3 separate regions of the Homo sapiens genome follow, and regions 2 and 3 are each linked to region 1. A link is an interaction called in ENCODE POLR2A ChIA-PET data of the cell type or tissue named here. Cell type or tissue: OCI-LY7. All regions are shown on one strand. Each heading gives the region's core, and the rest is flanking DNA. Links, peaks and the distances in the headings are about the cores only.

What was found. ChIA-PET counts read pairs that join two places held together with the same protein. Peaks named below come from ENCODE experiments on the same cell type or tissue, not always from the same donor. Only the 100,000 strongest peaks of a DNase experiment are listed, where the experiment ranks them.
Region 2: POLR2A ChIA-PET joins it to region 1 with 7 read pairs; 9 of 35 experiments call an interaction of 5 or more read pairs at or near these places.
Region 3: POLR2A ChIA-PET joins it to region 1 with 6 read pairs; 32 of 35 experiments call an interaction of 5 or more read pairs at or near these places.

The regions. Positions count from the first base shown.
Region 1 is chr6:158,805,709-158,812,072 of GRCh38, reverse strand. All of the region lies in intron 2 of EZR (ezrin), which reads left to right. Among named protein-coding and RNA genes, the nearest start is that of EZR-AS1, 9.1 kb to the left of the region's middle. In OCI-LY7, for the core only: a CTCF peak has its summit at 3,269; DNase peaks (open chromatin) are centred at 1,662, 2,562, 2,992, 3,522 and 2 weaker places; H3K4me3 peaks cover 4,790 bases; H3K27ac peaks cover 5,000 bases.
Region 2 is chr6:158,988,886-158,993,885 of GRCh38, reverse strand. RSPH3 (radial spoke head 3) reads left to right here. Exons shown (of 8, transcript NM_031924.8): 2 at 1-47. Among named protein-coding and RNA genes, the nearest start is that of TAGAP-AS1, 8.5 kb to the left of the region's middle. In OCI-LY7, for the core only: CTCF peaks have their summits at 2,191 and 2,397; a DNase peak (open chromatin) is centred at 2,405.
Region 3 is chr6:158,860,249-158,866,612 of GRCh38, reverse strand. No RefSeq gene overlaps it. Among named protein-coding and RNA genes, the nearest start is that of LINC02901, 6.4 kb to the left of the region's middle. In OCI-LY7, for the core only: no CTCF peak of the experiment used is centred there; DNase peaks (open chromatin) are centred at 632 and 1,502; H3K4me3 peaks cover 1,343 bases; H3K27ac peaks cover 1,788 bases.

The DNA of each region.
Region 1 (6,364 bases), core at 522-5,521:
AGGGAGTCCAGTAACAGCTTCATTTGGCAGTGCCCAGTGGTCTCTCACATTTTGGCTCTTTGTTTTCAAAGAGAAAAAAAGAGGCTAGACCTTCCCTATAAATGGTAGGGAAGTAAGAGATCCCATTCCTTGTTCCTCTTTTATTCCTTCCACACTGGCCTCTTTTGTTAATGAAATAATGTGAATTTTTTTTTTTTGGAAACAGGGTCTCACTCTGTCACCCAGGCTGGAGTGCAGTGGCACAGTCACAGCTCACTGCAGCCTCAGTGCCCCGGCCCCCACCCTTGGCTCAAGTGATCTTCCCACCTCAGCCTCCTGGGTAACTGGGACCACAGGCACACACTACCACACCCAGCTAATTTTTTATTTTTTTGTGAAACAAGATCTCACTGTGTGGCCCAGGCGGCTAGTCTCAAATTCCTGAGCTCAAGCTATCCTCCTACCTTGGCCTTCCAAAATGTTGAGATTATAGGTGTGAGCCACCATGCCTGGCTGATAATGTGATTTCTAACAAATGTTGAATAATTATAGTTTGGGAAAGGAAAACAGTATCATTTAGTGAACTATAATTTTTTTCTTAATTTTTTTAACTTAAACTTTTATATCTCTTTGACAATTTGGAGATTCTTAGGGTGGTTTGATATACCTGCTTTCTAATGGTAGTTAGATGTTTCAGCTCTATTCTGAAGCAGTGAAATTCAGTCTGCTTTCTAATGGTAGTTAGATGTTTCAGCTCTATTCTGAAGCAGTGAAATTCAGTCTGCTTTCAAAGTCAGTGAATGCATTTTGAATTATCCCTTATTTCATTTCAGTAGTAACTACCTTGAGACTCCCCAAGTACTCCAATTAGTTTTTAATTTCAGCAGTAAATGTGTGTTGAAAAGACCAAAGTTTGCATTATTTTCCTTCTGATGTATTTACCATCCATGCCTGTTGACATAAAAAGATTTTTCCAGACTTGGGTAGTTTTCAGAACCAAACAAAACCCTTGTGCTATAATGTGACTTAGAGACTTTTGACTGAAATGCTTGATATAGTTAATACACATAATTTTTTTCAAAATGAAACCACAAAGAGCTATAAAGAGAATTTCATAGCTAATTTACTGCTTACCTGTATTTGGGGAAGCCATTTAGCATCTGTGAACCTAAATTTCGTCAGCCGTAAAATGGGAGTTAGTTTTTAAGTGGAAAGAATGTTACATAAGATAAACGGAGACAAAGTTTTTATCAGTGAAATCCAAACAACTCATCTTAAGATGCTGTAAGCTTTATGTGTTTCTTTTGTGTTTCCCTACCCCGCAAATGTTTTTCAAACTTAACCCTGTTAGGTAAAAACTCTGGGTTCCTATAAACGGGTAAAGTTTGTCCATTGGTCTTCTCAAGGAAAAAGCAATATGAACAGTTTGGGTTATCTTAGTAAAAGGGAGGACTCTGATTTTGTCTCATGTCCATCCTCTCTCTGTGTGTTCTAGTCGGAATTCCCTTATCAGTCACATGGGTACCACCTTCATGTTTTGAAGCGCTATTATATCCCATTATGTGCTTGGTGCAGGGACAATAAAAATAAGATTGGTTTTGCCTTTAAGGAGTTCTCAGTCTCCTAGTGAAAGCAGATATGTAAGCAATTACAATGCAGTGTAGTGCATGATAGAGGTCTTCACAGAAGAGAAGTGTGCCCTGGAGACCAGGGAGGGCCTCCCGGCTGGTAAGATCCTTTGGGTAAGTGTGGAGGGATGTGGGCTTCCCAGTCAGCAGTGGTCAGTTCTGTTTTCCTTTATTCATTAACCCGTTCTTAACACTTACAGGCAAACAGTAATGCTGTTTCAAAGGAAATGTAAAACTTCATTAAGTTATCCTTTTAATCTAATATACTTGAAAACAAAACCTTAAAAGCAAAATAAAAAATATCTCACCATGACCCACCTTTTATTGATAGGAGAGGAACCAGTATCACCTGAGGATCAAACTCTAGTAGTCAGTATATCAGATTTTGCTCATATTTTTAAGTTAGAAGTCACTTCTGCAACCTAATTTTGTTTTCCATTTTTGCCTGAGAGATCAATTTTAAACTGCCTGTGTGGACAGTTGTCATTTCAGATACTGTAAATAATTGTTTTTACTTTAGGATGGGGTAGGTAAACTATCATCTTAGGGCCGAGTCTGGCTGTGGCCTGTTTTTATTTGGTCTCCCAGCTAAAAATGGTTTTTATATTTTTGAAGGATTTTAAAAACAACAATATGCAACGGACTCCAAGTAAGACCCTCAAAGCCTAAAATACTTACTGGCTGGCTCTTTAGAGAAACAAATGGACCAACTCCTGCTTCTAGCATAAAAATAATTATTGTTAAGCATTTATTCTAACCTTGTATATATTTTATGGCTGGACTAATATTTGGAAGCAGATCCACCCCATTGGTTCCAGTTTTTAAAAAATTGTTCTCAAAGAACAGAATGTGTTTTGTTAGCCAATGTTGAGCACATCATGGACTCTGAGCATGGACTCAGAAACTACTGAGGAGAGGCATCGTGGTGCTGAGGTAATGTTTTAAACAAAGCTGGTGTTTGGGTGGGTCTTTGTGTAGAGAAAGTGGCAGTATCTTGTGTCACACTTGCTAAGCTATTGTGTAATGACAGATTTCTGGCATATGCTAAAAGAAAGCAATTTGTACCTGATGTTTGAGTTGGAAAGAGAATGTTATGTAAATGAATTGCTTTTTTCCTCATTGATAGTTTAAAATGAGCTTTTGATCTACTATAGTCTGTATGTGAATTTCTGACTGCAGATGTTTTGTAAGTCCATTCCTGATTCAGAACACCCTGTCTAAAGTACAGCTCCATCTCTGTGCCGTGCCCCACTTTACTGCACTCATAGAACTCGGTCTCCACCTATAACGCTGTCAGGTGCTTGTTTATTTGTGCTTTTTGTCTTTTCTGGCAGCAAAGCAAGAGGATAGGTGTTGTTTTTGTGTTTTTGAGATGCGGTCTTGCTCTGTTGCTCAAGCACGAGTGCAGTGGTACAATCATAGCTCACCACAGCCTTGAACTCCTGGGGGACCGCAGGCGCTCACTACCACACCTGACTAATCTTTTTATTTTTATTTCTATAGAGATGAAGTTTCACACTGTTTTGTGCAGGCTGGTCTCAAACACCTGGCCTCAAGCCATCCTCCTGCCTCAGTCTCTCAAAGTGTTGGCATTATAGCCATGAGCCACTATGCCTGGCCCAAGTTTGTTTGTTTGTTGTTTAGCATTATTATTTTATAGCAAACTTTAAATTCTTGTTTATTGGCAGGATAAATAGAGGGAAGAAGGACGAGCAAATAGGTAAACATACCTGCCTCCTAGTGGGTAATCTTGGGCAAGTTTTTTCACCTCCCTCTGCCTCCTCATCTGTAAACAAGATCCTGCGTGCCCGCCTGGGATGCCTGCTAAGATGGCACATGGGAAGCACCTGGCCTTATGCCTGGCCCTGGTCAGTAAGGGCTGTGCGGTTCCACTTGTACCTGATAAAATTCTAATCTGATTAAAAGCTTTACTAGCTCGTGATGGTCATTCTTTTCCTCTAACTTAGCAGCCCGATGAAATAATGTAGTAAGTAAATGTAACCTTGTTGTTTGTCCTTTTGCTGCCACGATGAACACAGCTGTCTTGCTAGACCTCTGTTGACTTCAACAGGGATAGCATCAGGTTTATTGGAAATTTACATATGGGACAGTCCAGTGGTGGTGGGTTGGACAGAACAGCAACTGCTTCCCGAAAGCTTGGAAAAAGCATGCAGTTTACACAGCATTCTTACTTAACATACTCCCCCTAACAGCCTCCACCTGGCAGCCTTAAAGTGCTTGTGGGCTGGGGGTTCAGATGTTCCCCATAGATAAGGAATTGATTTCAGGGTTGGCCACTAGGATTCCTTAGCTCGGAACTCCACACACGCATTCTTCTTAAGTTATTGATGTTAGGTACACCTGTACAACCACCCTGCATAAAGTTCATTCATTCAACAAATAGAGCACCTACTTTGTGCCAGGTTTTCAGGTACTGGGGAGACATTGGTGAACAAAAAGAGGCTTTTAAAGGATTATCACCTGCTTGGTTGACAGTCACATCCAGTGAATGGTGGAACCCATTTCCTGCTAATGTGTATTTGAGCCTGAAATGCACATTGTCCCACCTTTCCTCAATGGCAAAATGCTCTGGAAAGGAGATGCTGGTCTGACTAAATAAAATGGGCTTTCTGTTTGGAGTTGTAAAGGGAGCCGTGCCTTCCTCAGCCCCTCCTGAAAGAAAGACCTGCTTTCAAGAAGCTTATATTGCAGGGGGAAAGACACATGTCTAATACATCGTCAGGGGGTGGTGAGCGTGCTACTGTAAATTTTCACCTAGGCTTTGGCAAGAGCTAGAATTAACTTTCATTCTTTACTGACTCTTTGAAGCGTTAAAACCACTGGGCAGAGTGACTTAGGAGTGGGCCCACTGTGATGTGTTTTTGTTGGTTTTCTGGTAAATCACTTTTGGGTTGGACAGTGAACCATGATGGTCTTTCTTCAAGAACTTGTTTTTGCAAGGGTTTGGTGATAAGTCCATCATTTCCAAACCCACTTACTCTTCCATCCTTTCTCAGGTGCTGTGGTTCAGGGAAATGATTGTTTTGATAGTATTTTACCTATTGCACCATTACTTCATCTGTAAATTTCTTATAAAATATGTCTTGGGATCCAGCCTTGTCTTTTTTGTTTGTTTTTTTTTTTTTTTTTTGAGACGGAGTCTCTGTCTGTCGCCCAGGCTGGAGTGCAGTGGTGTGATCTGGACTCACCGCAAGCTCCACCTCCCGGGTTCACGCCATTCTCCTGCCTCAGCCTCCCGAGTAGCTGGGACTACAGGCGCCAGCCATCACACTCGGCTAATTTTTTTTGTATTTTTTAGTAGAGACGGGGTTTCACCATGTTAGCCAGGACAGTCTTGATCTCCTGACCTCATGATCCGCCCGCCTCAGCCTCCCAAAGTGCTGGGATTACAGGCGTGAGCCACTGCGCCTGGCCTGTTATGTTTTTAAAGAGAAAATTGAACCACAGGTCACTTGGTTAAAGCTTAGCACATAAATATGAGATTGGAATCACTTTATTTGTAAACATATATGTAGTGTATATTGGTACAGTATTTTCATTAAGGTGTGTTTCATTGCCTCAGTTAAATAATTAAGGGTGTTGGCTGCTGGGATGTTGAAGTATTTGCTTACATAATCCATTGCTGTTTGGGTGAGACTCTTAAATGGATTTAGACAGATAATGGTGAGAAAACTGGATTTTTTATTTAGAACGTGGCTGAACAAGGCAATGTGGAAATAGTGTGATAACAAGGTGCATTATATAACTTGAACAAATCAACTGCAAAAAGACATTTTCAAAGAAATGGAGGAAAATTGAATAATATTTACTGAACTTGACGTATTAAGGAATTGTTTTAAATTATGTTGGATGTGATAATGGTATTGTGATTTTTTTTTTTAGTGCTTTAGAGCAATATACTGAAGTTTTTACAAGTGAAATAATGAATGAGGGCCTTAAAATATGCCAGCAAAAAAAAAAAAAAGTGAAAGTGGTAGAGTAGAAGAAAGAATGGTGTTGAAGCTGAAAAGAGAGTGTGGAGGATCATGGTACTACTTATTCTCTCTACTTTTATGAATGTTTTCAACTTTCCATAATAGAATATTTGCTTTTAAAAAGCATGTTATAGGGTAGAAAGGGAGAGATGCTTTACTTTTGCTCGTCATGAAGTGCCTGAGTGTTGAGGTGGGAGGATCTCAGGGCGAGGGCAGGTCCCCCATTCCCTGCTGCTGGGGCAACCTTTGTGCTCTGGATCAAATGAGTAACTGATTTGATCTCATCAAATGGCCCCACCCGGGCCATCTCACCCTCCATGCACATGTTTTAAAAGGAGGTCACTACTCAAAATTGCAGCTGACTTGGAAACACATAGAACGATTTGTTCCCAGTTTTTTCCACTATTACTTTGTATTCCCAATGTTTTGGGGGGCCCATAGGAATGGGGCACAGTGCTGTGACCCAACTGGGAACAGGTCATTGTCTTAATAGCGATTTTCTCAGACTTGAAAATTGAAATGAACAAAATAAGGGGCATCTACTGGGTAGGGCTTTAGCCATTTTAAGAGATCAATCTACATACTGGGGCTGTGGGCAGGGATGGGGGAAGGAAATACAGCAAACCATGGGTTGGGGTTGGGGTGAGTGATAGGGTTGTAAAATGTACACCATGTCTTTTCCAGTCAAGTAATGATGTACAAATTATAATGCCATTTCAGATGTAACATACTTGATACTGACAGTATAAATTGAAGAGTTTT
Region 2 (5,000 bases), core at 1-5,000, 180 kb before region 1:
GAAGGGTAATTCGAGGTAACACTTATGCACTCCAGACAGGGCCACTGGTAAGTTCAGTTTGAATAGTCTAACACCGTGTTCTCACATTATCTATGGGGAAGGATCAGTTTCTTGGTGTTAATTTCTAATCCGTTGCAGACTAAAACATTCATAAAATAAAGATGAATTACTATAAAAATGAAATTTTTAAAAAGACATACAAATAGAAGCCCAGTGACAGTTTCCAGGAGCTGGGGGATGAGGGGACCAGGGAGGGAGTTATTGTTTAATGAGTGTAGAGTTTCAGTTTTGCAAGGTGAAAAGAGTTCCGGAGATAGAGGATGGTGACAGTGATAGAACAATGTGAATGTAATTAATACCACTGAATTTTATACTTAAAAATGGTTAAGGTGATAAATTTTACATTATGTGTGTTTTACCACAAAAAAAGAATTAGCTAAAAAAAAAAAAAAAAAAAGCAAGCCCCAGTTGGCCGGGCGCGGTGGCTCACGCCTGTAATCCCAGCACTTTGGGAGGCCAAGGCGGGCAGCTCACGAGGTCAGGAGATCAAGACCATTCTGGCCAACATGGTGAAACCCCGTCTCTACTAAAAGTACAAAAATTAGCTGGGTGTGGTGGCGCTCGCCTGTAGTCCCAGCTACCCGGGAGGCTGAGGCAGGAGAATTGCTTGAACCCAGGAGGCAGAAGTTGCAGTGAGCCGAGATCGCACCACTGCACTCCAGTCTGGCGACAGAGTGAGACTACATCTCAAAAAAAAAAGCCCCAATTTTTCATTCGATTCAACAGAACTCTGCCATTCTAAACATTTCTAAACCTTTACTCTCAATTTCTGTACTTAAATTGTTACAGACCAGTTCAAATAGTTTATAGACACTAGCCAGAGGCCCACATTTTGAGTGGCACTTGTCTATTGCATCTAGATTTGTTTAGATTATCTCATACTCTAATACAATTATCATTATTTAATCAAAAAGTCTGAATTCTGCTTCTTTAATTCACTCAACAAATATTTATTGAGTTTTAGGTCCTGTTCTGGGTACCTAGGATACAGAGATGAGTAAGACATGGTATGATATTAAGGGTGGTGAGTTCTTGGCACAGAAATGAAATACAGATGAATCCATAAACAGTATATGACATGTAAGTGCCTAATACAAGATGGTGATAGAGATGCTCCTCCACTTAGGATGAGGTTACGTCCCAATAAACCCACTGAACACTGAAAATGAATTTAAAACACCAAACCTGCCGAACACCATAACATAGCATAGCCTACCTTAAATATGCTCAGAGGCCAGGCGTGGTGGCTCACGCCTGTAATCCTAGCAGTTTGGGAGGCCAAGGTGGGCAGATCACTTGAGCCCAGGCGCTTGAGACCAGCCTGGGCAATGTGGGTAACCCTGTCTCTACAAAAAAAAAAAAAAAAAACCCCACAAAAATTAGCTGGGCATGGTGGCACGCCCCTGTAGTCCCAGCTACTTGGGAGGCTGAGGCAGAAGGATTGATTGAGCCCAGGAGGACAAGGCTGCAGTGAGCTGTGATCACACCACTGCACTCCAGCCTGGGTGACAGAGGGAAACCCTGTCTCAAAAAACAAAAACAAAAATACAACCTAGAAGGTTAAGGAATTGAGGGAAGCTCAGTGTGCCCTGAATCGGAGTCTGAGGCAGGGAGTATCAAGAAATACGTGATTAAAAAGAAGTTAAAGATGAATAATAGCATTCAAATCCACGTTAGAGAGAATGTTGTTGAATGTCAAATGAGGGATGTGAAGAACCCACCTAAGGTATGTTCCCAGAATGAGACCCTGTCTACAAAAAAAAAAAAAAAAAAAACAGTGCTCATTAGCCTACAGTTGGGAAAAATCATCTAACACAAAGCCTATTTTATAATAAAGTACTGAATATCTCATATAATTTATGAAATATTAAAGTGAAAAATAGAATGGTTGTATGAGTATTCAAAGTACATTTTCTGTGGATACTTTTGTATCATCATAAAGCTGAAAAATCATAAACCACATAAGTTGGGGAACATCTATTAGTCTGAAGCAATGGTTAACTTAATAAACATATATATATGTATGTATGTATATACACTTCAGCCCTATCCTGGATCTCCTGCATTAGAACCTCCAGGGGTTCCCTGCTTCTCCCACTGAGGTGGTATCAACAAGGGTGGAGCAGGAAGCTGAACTGTCACCTTCACCCAGTACCAATGAGGTAGTAGGAGATGGCACAAGTCAGTGCCCCACTCTTTCTGGGGTGGTGCCAGCAAACCCAGTGGGGTAGCTGAATTGCAGTCCTATCTGGTAGTAACAAGGTGGTATGAGGCAGTGCTAGTCAATGCTGCACTCGCCCTACACCACCACCAGTGTCGACAGAGCCTAGAAAGGAGCTGAACTACCACCCCCACCTGGCACCAATGTGTTGGTACAAGTTGACCCTCTGCTTTTGTTGAGGTGGTGTCAGTGGGGCCCAGCAGGAAGTTGAACTTCCAACCCCACTCAGGCTTGTGCACTAAAACAAAAAGGGTGACTTCCTACTGAAAAATTAAATAGAATCCAAAGTCTTAAAATATAATACCCAAAATAGCCAGGATACAAACAAAAATCATTCATCATACAAGAATCAGGACAGTCACAACTTGCATGAGGAAAGACAATCAAGAAATGACAAAACCAAGATGACTCAGATGTGGGAATTACCTGACAAGGATTTTAAAGCAACAATCAAAAATGTTTCAATGAAAAGTGAGCAATTATAGACACTCTTGAAACAAATAAAAAAATCTTAGCAAAGAAATACAAGATACAAAAGTGAACCAAATGGAAACTTATAGAACTGAAAAATACAATAACTAAAATAAACTCACTGGATGGACTCAGTAGTACATTGGAAATGGCATAGGAAACAGTCAGTAAATTTGAAGAAGAATCAATGAAGAACGGAAGTTATCCAGCTGAACAGAGAGAAAATAGACCAAAAAAAAAAAAAAAAGGCTGAGAGAGCTGAAGAACAATCACAAAGATTTACATTCATGTTGTTGGAATCCTAGAAGGAGAGGAGGAAAACTATGAGATGGAAAAATATTTGAAGAAATCGTGCTTGAAAATTCCACAAATTTGGCAAAAGGCCTACAGATCCAAGAAGCCAAGTGACCCCCCAAGAGGATAAACCCAAAGAAATCTACCCGAGACAAATCAAGATCAAACTTTTGAAAATTAAAAAAAAAAACATTTTGAAATTAGCCAGAAAGAAATTACACGTTAGCTAAAGGAGAACAATGATTTAAATGGCAGTGGATTTCTTACCTAAAACATGGAGACAAGAAAGTGGCACAATATTTTTCAAGTCCTTAAAGAACTATCAAGCTCTAATTCTAATCCAGTGAAAATATTTTTCAGGAGTTCCAAAATGGCAGCATAGAAGCAGGCTGGCTTCACTCCCCCTGCAAAAGAAAATCAAGAACAAATGTACAGTGCCAAGATTACCACCAGCAATATTCTAAAGCTCAAGTTGAAGGAAGAAGCAGTTCCCAGGGCTACAGAAAAGTGAAAAAGCTTCAAGGAGATGGTAGGAGAATCAGACGTTCATGTCTACAGTATCTCTCCTTCTAGTCTGCCTGGCACTAAGGGTGTGGAGGATTGTATTAGGGTTCTCTAGAGGGACAGAACAAATGGAATAGATATATATATATATAAAGGAGAGTTTATTAAGTATTAAGTCACACAATCACGAGGTCCCACAATAGGCCATCTGCAGGCTGAGGAGCAAGGAGAGCCAGTCCAGGCTCCAAAACTGAAGAACTTGGAGTTCAGTGTTCAAGGGCAGGAAGCATCCAGCACAGGAGAAAGATGTAGGCTGGGGGGCTAGGCCAGTCTCTCTTTCCACATTTTTCTGCCTGCTTATATTCTAGCCACTCTGGCAGTTGATTAGATTGTGCCCACCCCGATTAAGGGTGGGTCTGCCTTTCCCAGCCTACTGACTCAGATGATAGTCTCTTTTGGCAACACCCTGAGACACACCCAGGATCAGTACTTGGTATCCTTCAATCCAATCAAGTTGACACTCAGTATTAACCATCGCAAGGATTTATCTCTGACTTGTGATTTCTGCACTGGAAAAAGATCAAGGTGGACAACTAGTTTCCCTACCATGTTGGGTTTCCTGGCAGGAAATTCAACCCACCAGAAGCATCATGAGTTCCTGAAGAGAGAAATACCCCTGAGTACAGCCAAAAACAAAATGGGGAGGTGAGACTACCATCTCCAGCCCTGGACACTCTGCTGTATAACTCAACCAAAGGAAACACCAAATCAGAGTGGCTGTTCAGCAGCACCACATTGTAGGAGATAACATTGTACCGGTCCCCTGGGCACAAACCCCTAGCCAGTCACACTACCAGTGTATCCCCTTTGGGACCTCCCCCATTCAGGATGGGCAGTGCTCTGATCATTTACTAGAGCCAGGTGAACCTGGCCTTAAGGCACCACCTAGAGCCAAAAAGGAGGCAGCAATCTAGTGATAAAGGATCTCTGTCGGGGCGCAGTGTCTCATGCCTGTAATCCCAGCACTTTGGGAGGCCAAGGCAGGCAGATCGCTTGAGGTCATTAGTTCGAGACCAGCCTGACCAATATGATGAAACCCCACGTCTACTAAAAATACAAAAATTAGCCAGGCATGGTGGCGGGCACCTGTAATCCCAGCTACTTGAGAGGCTGAGTCAGGAGAATCGCTTGAACCCAGGAGGCAGAGGTTGCAGTGAGCCAAGATCACACCACTGCACTCCAGCCAGGGTGACAGAGCGAGACTCTGTCTCAAAAAAGATAAAAAAAAACTCTAAGAAAATATATCCAATAAAAAGCAAAACAAGCCAGACAGATTAGACTGGATTAAATAATCCTTCAGTGCAGAGACATAGACGTCCATCCACATGAAACAACAGCAAACAGAGAACCATGACCTACTTAAAGGGACAAAGCAAGGAATCAGTAACTG
Region 3 (6,364 bases), core at 607-5,606, 54 kb before region 1:
AAATAAATAAAAAAGAAAACAAAGTTTATTGAAAAGCAAAACATTGGGCTGGGCACAGTAGCTCATGCCTGTAATGCCAGTACTTTGGGAGGCCAAGGTGGGAGGATTACTTGAAGCCAGGAGTTTCAGACCAGCCTGAGCAATGCAGTGAGACCCCATCTCTAAATAAAAAAGAAAAAGAAAAAAAGACAAAAAACTAAGAACAGAAAGTAGAATTTAAGAAAAATTAAAGATGTTCCTTTACAAACATAATTCAGAGATGCTTTTCCCTTTTAAAGCCATTCAGTATTTTTTGTCAATTGATTTTGCATCATAGACATGACCCATCATTTTCAACACCGCTAATCAGTCAAAGGGAGACTTTTAAGTCTTCAAGTATAAAGTTGTAAAATGTGCAGTGTGTGTTGCACATCAGGGTAGTGGTGGATACTACTGCTAAAATACAAAATTTGCAAACCATTAGACATCCAAGTAAGTTTTAAATGAGCAGATTTCCAGAAATTTGGAAAGTATTAACAAAATGGTTTGAAATTAAGTGGAACAACTTTTCTAGCTCAAAAGAATATGACTTAGGCAACACGTACTTGACACCCAAACACCTGTGTGGATTAGTTGATTTAGTCAAATGAGCAGCCAGCTCAATAGAAAAGAAATTCATCAAACTCACTTTTTTAGACCACATTCACTTCTGCTTTTAGACTTAGCAATCTTTCATAGCACTTGTATCTAAGTAATGTGAAATTAACATATATATTAAATATGTAAGATCAATTATTGAAAAAACTGATGTTATTAGCTACAAAAATAGTAACATGAACTGAGGATGCACTGTAATAGATGCCGGATGCCAGAGTGGTTCAACATAATCATTTTGATTCTCCTTTTAACTCCTGTCATTGCCAGCAACAGTGATTTAGGTTGTGGTTGGCTCAGATTATCTTTTGCTGCAATAAATTTTTGCTGCAATAAAGGGCTGCTGTTGAAAACCTGCCTGTTCTCTAACTCATTACTGTTGCCCCAATACTACATCTTCTATTAAACAAAACTGAGGAGCCAAACGCTAGCAGGTAGTGAAAATGTCCTCTACTATTGCTAAACAAGTGAACACAGCCATCACCCTGAAACCTGAGCATTCAATGAGAATCTACATTTTAAATGGCTCTTTTGAAGCATTCATTCATCCATCCAGTCGTTCAACAAATAATTCTTGCTTTCTATGTCCCAAGCATGTACATAGGAATAAATAGGAGTAGTTCATGTTTCCTGCTATGGAAGGGCTTGCAGTCTAGTGGAGTGAGAGATGAATAAGCAAATAAGGCAGCTGAGAGCTAATTGCAACCATGGAGGAATTTAAGTAGGTGTGCAAAGGTGGAAGGATGGGGAAGGCTATGGAGATTGTAGGCAACACCAAGCACAAGGCTCACGATCTGGGAGTGTCGGGGGATAAGGTCAGTCAAAACACAGATGGCTTGACAGCCACGCTAAGGCATTAGACCACCATCCTGAGGGCAGTGTGGAGCTTACAGGCAGTTGAGAGAATATCAGAGTGGGGAGCCCCAGTGGCTCACGCCTGTAATCCCAGCACTTTGGGAGGCCGAAGCTGGTAGCTCGCTTGAGGTCAGGAGTTCGAGACCAGCCTGGCCAACACAGCGAAACCCCGTCTCAACTAAAAATACAGCAATTAGCCAGGCATGATGGTGCGTGCCTGTAGTCCCAGCTACTCAGGAGGCTGAGGCAGGAGAATTGCTTGAACCCGGGAGGCAGAGGTTGCAGTGAGCCGAGATTGTGCCACTGCACTCCAGCCTGGGTGACAGAGCGAGACTCTGTCTCAAAAAAAAAAGCAAAGAGAATATCAGAAAGGCTGCTTCCTGGAGCCTGCTGACTGGCTTTCCATGCTGTACAGAAGGAAGAAAAAGGGAAGACTCGGCTCTAGTGTCCAGTTCTCCTGGGCTGTGGTATTGTCCTTAATATTTGCCTCAAGATATTTTACTGTCTCTGTTTTACCCAGAACCAGAACGTCAGGTGAATTTGCAGGATTTTTAGGGAAAGCATTTTACCAGATGTCATCAGTCATGGTTCTGTGATAGTGAACAAATGGTTCCAGCAGCCTGGGAGATCATTACCACGTTTAATACATACAGTGTTCTTATACATACAGAATTGGCCTTCTGTCTAAAAACTGCAAGTTGGAGGGTGTCTTAATGACATTGCTCACTTCTTTGCTGTAAAATGCATGGTGAGGCTCTCTGCTAGCACCTTCTTGGAAGTATATAATACTCGTTAAAGGCCCTAGCCATTGAGTGGATTAATACATTGCAGACTGCCACAGTCACTGAAGGGGCACATTCTAACATAAACACTACTGGTGATATGAAGGCAGCATTCCTGCAAAAAAAAAAAAAAAAAAATCAGAGCACAAGAAATGCATAGTACAGAATGAACAGCTAAAAATCAGTTCAGAGGTACATCTGAGTCTGGAAAGAAGTCACCGATTCTACAGAAACAGCTGTCTCAAAGAATATGGGATCAAAATCCATCAGAATGAAATTCAGAAGTGTTCAAGCCATTCGCTGTGCCTTGCTTTGAGGAGTCTTGATTATTTCCTCCACAGTGAAACTAAGGAATTGTACCACATTTAGGTGGATCTGGGCAGGATGGCTCACCAGAGTAGCATTTTACAGCAGCAATCCTAAAAATGCACGGAATGCAAAATAAAGTCTTTTATGGCTGCGGGGAGGAATCATGAGACACATTCACCTAGTCCTGGGGCATGAGCCCCTTCTCCAAAGCTGCTCACTTTGGATGATGGGTCAGTGGCTGAAACTCTGTGTGGTGATTGCATGGACTCTTGAGTGAGCAGCTTCACAGAGGTGCCCGAAAGCCTCTTAGAATGAGCTGGTTCACTCCACCAGGCATAGGAGTCAAGATGGGCAGACCTTGGAAAGGCCTGATGTCTGGATGTTTTCCAGAGGTTTCCCAGGCATTCTCCAAGGACTGGAAGTTTCCAGGGGGTAGCCAGTGGCCTTCATTCTAGACCTGGCCACATTAACAGTTTACTTGCCAGTAGAAGTACAGGCAGACTTTTCAGAGGAATTACTCAACTAAGATACTTTCAAACTCGTGTTCAAGACCAAAATTTCTGGTAATAAAGGGAACAATCTGGCTGGGCATAGTGGCTCATGCCTGTAATCCTACCACTTTGGGAGGCTGAGACGGGAGGATCACTTGAGCTCAGAGGTTTGAAACCAGCTTGGGTAACATAGTGAGATCTTGTCTCTCTCCCTCTCTCTCTCTCTCTGTATGTATGTGTATACACGCACACACACACACACACACACACACACACACACACACACACACACACACATATATTTTTTGAGACTGAGTCTCGCTCTGTGGCCAGGCTAGAGTGCAGTGGCGAGATCTCGGCTCGCAAGCTCCGCCTCCTGGGTTCCCGCCATTCTCCTGCCTCAGCCTCCCGAGTAGTTGGGACTACAGGCGCATACCACCATGCCCGGCTAATTTTTTTGTATTTTTAGTAGAGACGGGGTTTCACCGTGTTAGCCAGGATGGTCTCGATCTCCTGATCTCGTGATCCACCCACCTCAGCCTCCCAAAGTGCTGGGATTACAGGCGTGAGCCACTGCGCCCAGCCTTATATATTTTGAAAAGAGGCCAATCTAATTTGAAAACACATTCACTATGAAAACACCTAAACATGCATAAAATATAGCAAACTTCTCTTTAAATGCAATATCCAAAATAGCAATACCTGACAGTCTCAGTAACCTAGGGACTTCAGGATATCCAGAAGCCCTACTTCATCTCTGTACATAAAGTGTGTCACAGATTGTTAGTGAAAAAAGGACATAAAATCAGAACTTCTGAAGTCACCTTCTTTTTTTTTTTTTTTTTTTGAGATGGAGTCTTGCTCTGTCACCAGGCTGGAGTGCAGTGGCGCAATCTTGGCTCACTGCAACCTCCACCTTCCAGGTTCAAGCGATTCTCCTGCCTTAGCCTCCCGGAGTAGCTGGGACTGCAGGCGAACACCACCACACCCAGCTAATTTTTGTGTTTTTAATAGAGACAGGGTTTCACCATGTTGGCCAGGATGGTCTCAATCTCTTGACCTCATGATCTGCCCTCGTCAGCCTCTCAAAGTGCTGGGATTATAGGCGTGAGCCACCGCGCCTGACCAAGTCACCTTCCTAAGCTGATCCATGTTGCTAGTGTTGCTGATCCACACATATAAGGTCTTTACAATCTATAATATTCCCATTCTAAAAGCAAACCAAGGCTTTCCTGTCTTCTTTCCTTAATAATTCAGTTCTAAAGCCCTTGAGATCAGTGGCCCACACAAAGAGAGTTTGCTAAGCAGGGCAGTGGCCTGGCAGAGTCAGTAGACTAGTTTCATACAGAGAGATTGAGCAAATAAGTAAATATATTCAGGATAATGAGTGTCGGGTTTCTTACTGTTGAAAGGGGGAGTTACAAGTATGAAAGGGGAGAAGCTGAATAAACCATGTAGCATTGCTTTGGAATTGGAGGCATCAATATGCACTGTAGGTTTTCAGTATCTGTGTGTGTGTGTGTGCGTGTACACGCATATATTTTCTAGTTCTGACTATTAAAAGATACTAAAGCAGTGAGATCCCAATAGCAGCAAGCACACCTATCACCAAAATCTTGGTTTCTAAAAATCATTCTCTATTAAAAGGAGCAGGGCTTCCTGGTTCCACGGCTGAGTCAGAGAAAGTACAGAAGGAGCCTAGAACATCTTGTTTGGCCAGAAAGTCAGGAAGCACTCAAAGTATAATGGAAATAAGTCCAAAGGACACAGAAGCCAACTTGAATGTGCTCTCACTAGCCAAGTCTGGAACAATTAAAGTATCAAGATATATAATGGTAATAAGAGATGATAAATTCATCGAATAAAATAGGAATCCACAAGTCCATACTGAGGTAGATAGATAGATAGATAGATAGATAGATAGATAGATAGATATTAAAAGGGAAAGCTCAATGTTATAGTAGCGTGCAACCAGTAAGTGTAGATAGAATGACAGAATTAGAAAATCAGCTTTTGCTAACCATCATAGTAATAATTAAGGAAGAAACTTCAATGGATGCTAAAACTAGTGACTGAAAGTTTGATGAGGAATAGGACATTTATATAGTCTCAAATAAGTACTTATTAAAAACAAAGAGAAAATAAGTAACTGATGGTGGAAAAACCTGACGGATACCACCTGAATCAAGCGATCAAAGTTAAATCATTGGCCGACTAGAGTGCAAACATGGATAAGTCTAACAACTACGTCGCACACAACCAGTCCTCAAAATGACACACACATGGCATCAATAAACCATGAAGATGTTCCTGAGAAACATATAGTTTGCAAAGAAGCACAAAAAGGATCTGGACAGGGCAGGCGCAGTGGCTCACGCCTGTATACAGTCCCAGCACTTTGGGAGGCTGAGGCGGGGAGATCACCTGAGGTTGGGAGTTCGACACCAGCCTGACTAATATGGAGAAACCCCGTCTCTACTAAAAATACAAAAAATTAGCTGGGCATGGTGGCACATGCCTGTAATCCCAGCTACTCAGGAGGCTGAGGTAGGAGAATTGCTTGAACCTAGGAGGCGGAGGTTGCGGTGAGCCGAGATCGTGCCATTGCACTCCAGCCTGGGCAACAAGAGGGAAACACTGTCTCAAAAAAAGAAAAAAAATAGGGCCTGGAGAAGAAGCAGGTCAACAATGCCAAGGCTGGGAGTGTACTTGCAGAGGCCATCAGGGCCCTCAGAAATCCCAAGGCAGATCCCCAAAGCCACAGGCTCAATTGACTTGTCCTCATTGCTCAGCCCAAGTTCAGGAAGTGTACTGGTGCCCACATTGCCTGGGGCGCCCACATCACCAGGGTCTCAGACTCTGTAGGCCAAAGGCTTAGGCCCAGTCTCCATCAGCTCAGGCTCCCAAAGGTTCCTCAGCCCCCATGAAGGCTCTCGAGCAGAGGCCTCCTTCTGTTAATGTGAGGACAGAAGGACTGGTGTCTTCCTGGGTTGCCATCTGAATGGGCCTGGTGTCCTTTCTGTGTCATTTGTAGATAAACCTCAGGCAGGAGCTGCCAAAAAATAAAAGTTAACGTCATCGATAATGGGACAAACAGAACCACGTGCCCCCTGATAAGATACAATAAGAACATGAATCATTTCTGCGAAATTCCTCCAAAATGCATAATCTGAATCTCTGAGAAAACATCACACAAACCCAAATTGAGGAACATTTTCCAAAATAATGCCTGTAATCTTCAAAATGTCACTGTTCTGAGAGACAAGGAGAGACTGAGGAAACGTTCCAGACTGA